Linked DNA regions of Homo sapiens: region 2 is linked to region 1. A link is an interaction called in ENCODE POLR2A ChIA-PET data of the cell type or tissue named here. Cell type or tissue: OCI-LY7. All regions are shown on one strand.

Evidence for each region. Peaks named below come from ENCODE experiments on the same cell type or tissue, not always from the same donor. Only the 100,000 strongest peaks of a DNase experiment are listed, where the experiment ranks them.
Region 2: POLR2A ChIA-PET joins it to region 1 with 7 read pairs; 4 of 35 experiments call an interaction of 5 or more read pairs at or near these places.

What each region holds. Positions count from the first base shown.
Region 1 is chr17:39,785,850-39,788,349 of GRCh38, reverse strand. IKZF3 (IKAROS family zinc finger 3) reads left to right here. Exons shown (of 8, transcript NM_012481.5): 6 at 1-92. Among named protein-coding and RNA genes, the nearest start is that of GRB7, 49 kb to the right of the region's middle. In OCI-LY7, no CTCF peak of the experiment used is centred here; a DNase peak (open chromatin) is centred at 1,190; H3K27ac peaks cover 2,125 bases.
Region 2 is chr17:39,947,361-39,949,860 of GRCh38, reverse strand. No RefSeq gene overlaps it. Among named protein-coding and RNA genes, the nearest start is that of GSDMA, 14 kb to the left of the region's middle. In OCI-LY7, no CTCF peak of the experiment used is centred here; a DNase peak (open chromatin) is centred at 1,160.

The DNA of each region.
Region 1 (2,500 bases):
TTGTGGAAGGAGTTACAAGCAGAGAAGTTCCCTTGAGGAGCACAAGGAGCGCTGCCGTACATTTCTTCAGAGCACTGACCCAGGGGACACTGGTGAGTTCACGCAACACACGTTTAGTGAGCATCTGCTGTCCTAGGTGGTGAGATACAATAGTAAGTAAAAAGACTCGTGGAGTTTATATTTTACTGGGGGCAGACAGATTATAAAGAAAGTAAATGAGCAAACTGTAAGTTGGAAGGTTAGCGGGTGGTAAGTGCTATTGAGAAAAATGAAGCAGTTGCTGAGGAGTGAGGGTGAGAATCAGGGAAGGCTTCAACGAGGTAACATTTTAACAGACTTCTTAACAGGGTGAGTAAGCCCTGCAGATAACTAGGGAACAGCAAGAGCAAAGGCCCTGGGGCACAAATTTGAAGAAGTGTACGTAGTTCTGTGTGTCTGGAACACAGTGAGTAATGGGACCTGAAGCCAGAGAGGAAATGGGAAACCAGATCTTCTCAGGCCTTGCAGGCCATTGTAAAGGCTTTGGCTTTTACTCTGAGTGAAATTAAAAATCTTTAGAGGGTTTTGTACAAAGAGGTGACATCATTGGTCTTCTCATTTGAAAGAATCACTCTACTTGCTTTTGAGAAGAGATTGTATTTGGGGCAAGGTTGGAAATTGGGGGTCCAGTTAGGAGGCCATTGCAATAATTCAAGCAAGAGAAAATTATGTCTTGTTAGTGGTAGAGGTGGTGAGAAGTATTCTAATTCTCTGTATATTTAAAGGTAGAGTCAACAAGATTTCCTAACAGATTGATGAAGAGTGGAGTTGTCGTTTACAAAAAATGGCAAAAATTGAGGGTAGAGGAGGTTGGGGAGTGGCTAGGGAAGAGGCAATTAAAACTACAAGGATTTTCTTTGCACAGGGCCCAATTTATATCCTTGTCTACTCATATGATTTATTGTGATGCTTCTATTTGGCTTTGGGGATTCCTTGTTTTATTCAGTGATTTGAATTAGATGCCTACTGGCAATTGGTTGAAACACTAGATGTTCTTCTATATCTCAATTGTGGTTTTATTTCCTTTTAATTCTTTGTTGGAACAGCCTGAAACTTTTTTGTGTCACATCTCTTCAGCTGTCCTTTGTCCCATTGAGTTGGCTGTCAGCCTGGTTCTGCAGCTTGGGTTGTCTGACATTTTTATTTGGTAACTTGAACCAATTGCTTATTTAGAATAGGTACAAACCCTCATGGGATTTAGTGTTTGACAGCAATTGTTGCAGTTGAGTAGTTTGAATAGGCTAAAACAGAAAAGTTACAAAAAGATGACAGAAATAATGTGAAACTCAGGAAAAATGGAGTAGAAATGACTACCTAAACTGCCCTCATTTTGAGTGAGAGGAAACTTTTATTTTAGATAAAACCTATTGCATGATGTTAGGAGCTGGCCAACTGAATTCTGATGGCTTGCAGTGCTTCTGCTTTTTATCCTAATGGCATCTTTGGTTTTATCAAGGAGTTGGATTTCTAATTTGATAAAGGAAATCCAACTTATTTGGATAAAGCTTATCCAAATAAAAAGAAATGTTTACCCCCTTATAAAAAACAAACAGGTCATACACAGTGGTACACACCTGTAGTCCTAGCTGCTGAGGAGGCTGAGGCAAGAGGATTGCTTGAGCCCAGGAGCTCAAGCCCAACCTGGGCAACAAAGCAAGACACCATCTCTAAAACAATAATAATAAAATAAAAAGAAAAACCTAATATTTGGGTTTTGACATCTTCTCTTTGTTTTGCTTTTATCTGAGTCTGCTTGCTAGGAAAGATTTTGACATCTTAAGTGGCATGCTTCATGGCAGTCAGGCAGTACTCGCTCAAGGACGGAATGTAGGCATCTCTACTTGCAGTTCTGTATTTCAGACAATAGGCAAAGCTCTCACTGTAAGAGATTCCCAAGCTATGAAATCTATCATATTCCAAGTAGAATCACTAATATTTAAAGCTAGAATGAAAGAGAGCATCTGACCCTACTTCTTCATTTTAGAGGTGACAAGACTGAGACTCGCCCAAAATTCAGTGACCTACTTAAAATTCACCAGAACTTTAGTTGTTTTTGTGATTAGTCATATTTTTTAATTTTCAAAAACTTGAGATATAACTCACATGCTATAAAATTTACCTTTTTAAAGTGCACATTTCAATAATTTTAGTATATTCACAAAGTTGTACAACCATCACCACTATCTTATTTCAGAACATTATCACCATCCGCAAAAGCAGTGCTGTGCTCATTAGCAGTCACTCCCTATTCCCCCTTCCTCTAGCTCCTGGCAGCCACCAATCTACTTTCTGTCTCTATGGATTTGCCTGTTCTGGACATTTCACATAAATGGAATCATACAATATGTGGCCTTTTGTGTCGGCTCCTTTTACTTAGCATAATGTTTCTGAGGCATTTATGTATGCTGAAGCATTTATCAGGACTTCATTCCTTTTTGTGGCTGAATAATATTCCATTGTT
Region 2 (2,500 bases), 160 kb before region 1:
ATATATATATATATTTTTTTTTTGAGACGGATTCTCACTCTGTCACTCAGGCTGGAGTGCAACGGCGTGATCTCAGCTCACTGCAACCTCTGCCTCCCGGGTTCAAGTGATTCTTCTGCCTCAGCCTCCTGAGTAGCTGGGATTACAGGCGCCCGCCACCATGCCCAGCTAATTTTTGTATTTTTAGTGGAGACGGGTTTTTGCCAGGTTGGCCAGGCTGGTCTTGAACTCCCAACCTCAGGTGATCCACCAGCCTCGGCCTCCCGAAGTGCTGGGATTACAGGCGTGAGCCACTGTGCCCGGCTGAAATATATATTATGATTGGGGAAGATCAACTGCATTACAGGGGCCCGAGGCAGATACGTGTGTGTGTGCTCACATATGCGTGTGTGGTGGTAGTGGGACATAAAAGCTGTGATCACGCCACTGCACTCCAGCCTGGGAGAAAGAGTGAGACCCTGTCTCTAAATAAAAAAAAAAAGAAAAAAGAAAAAAAAAGACTAGGCTTTTAGGCTGGTTTGTTTTGCATGGCCCCAGGGGCAGATCTTCGACCAGTGGGAAGAAGGAACAAGGAAGTAGTTGAGGTTGAAGTAGCATTTTCCAATAGTCATTCTGCCTTATTTACTTCAGTCCTTGATGGAAATTCTTTCTCAAGTGCATCACCAGCTCCCTGCTTCTGAGAATGGACACTCCAAGATTTGAACTTTTCTGCAGGTAACCCGAAGTCAATGTACTGATCTCATGCATTTTGCCAATGCCCATAGGCCCCTGTGAGGCAGGGGGAGTCAGTTTTCCACACAGGGCCATTTAAGAGACACTAAAATGCCCTGTGACAATGCCTTTTGAGTTCTTAGACTTTTAATCATGTCCCTCCCCGTCGTTAGGGTGTACTTTCTCACTGCTGTTATTCTGACCCTCTGTAATATAATTTTTGCTACTTCAGAAATACTGTTTCTAACTTGATATAAGCAGGAAGCCACAGTTCTGAAATTATTAGAACTCTTGTAAACTAAGAATAAATGAGTTCTGAGCGAGGGTTCCTGTGAGCAAAGTACATGACCCTTTGTCGGTGTTTGATTGAGATGCTCCTTATGGGTTCACAGGGCCCCTGTGCACAGCCCTGTCTTCCTGGACTGTCATCACTGATACACTAGCCTGTCAGGTCCCCAGGGTCAGGCACAACTTCCTGATCTTTGTAGTTGCAGCGCCTGCCATGCACAGGAACTCAACGGATGGTGTTTGTTTGTTTGTTTTGAGACAGAGTCTCATTCTGTCACCCAGGCTGGAGTGTAGTGGCACGGTCTTGGCTCACTGCAACCTCTGCCTCCTGGGTTCAAGCGATCCTCCTGCCTCAGCCTCTTGAGTAGCTAGGATTACAGGCCCGCACCACCACACCCGGCTAATTTTTGTATTTTTAGTAGAGACGGGGTTTCACCATCTTGGCCAGGCTGGTCTCGAACTCCTGAGCTCAGGGCCCACCTTGGTCTCCCAAAGTGCTGGGATTACTGGCTGGAGCCACCGCGCCCGACCAACAGATTCTTGTCGAATGAAGGGGTGGGCTTGTGGTGGCATCCATTTGGCAGCTTGGGGGCCTTGTTCTGCTTTCCCTTTGCCTTCCTGGTTTGGGGTGACTGTTCCTTGGAGGTAAGAGAGGTTGATGATGGCAGATTCTCAGAGAGCTAAGGCGAAACCATTTCTAGCAGTTCGAACTCCCTTTAGTCCAATGGGGGAGGCAGTCCCTCCCTTTGGAATAAGCTCCCCGGGTTCCTCTGGCTTTGATGCCCCTCACTCTGTAGGAGACCTCAGTCTTAGGGTTGTGCTCTCGAAGCCTCTGTTTGTGAGCCCAATTCAGGAAGGGGTGGAGCTTCACTCCCCCTCAGCTGGGTGCTCCCTCAGGGTACCCTTGGCTTTCTCTGCCACTCCAGGCCTCAGCTCTGTAGGGCAGGAAGAAGCTGGTGGCGGAAGGGCTGTGTGGGCCTGTAATCGTCCAAGGGGTTCAGGTTGCGTGCTGCCTAGACAGAGCCGATTTATCAAGACGGGGGAATTGCAATAGAGAAAGAGTAATTCATGCAGAGCCGGCTGTGTGGAGACCAGAGCTTTATTATTACTCAAATCAGTCTCTATGAGCACGTCGGGGGCAGAGTTTTTAAGGATAACTTGGTGGGTTGCGGGGAAGCCAGTGAACCAGGTGTGCTGATTGGTCAGAGATGAAATCACAGGGAGTCAAAGCTGTCTTCTTGTGCTCAGTCAGTTCCTGGGTGGGGGCCACAAGATCAGAGGAGCCAGTTTATTGATCTGGGTGGGGCCAGCTGATCCATCAAGTGCAGGGTCTGCAAAATATCTCAAGCCCTGATCTTCGGAGCAGTTTAGGGAGCCTCCAGCGGCACGACTCCTAAACCATAATTTCTGATCTTGTGGCTAATGTTAGTTCTACAAAGGCAATCTAGTCCCCAGGCAAGAAGGAGGTCTGCTTTGGGAAAGGGCTGTTACTGTCTTTGTT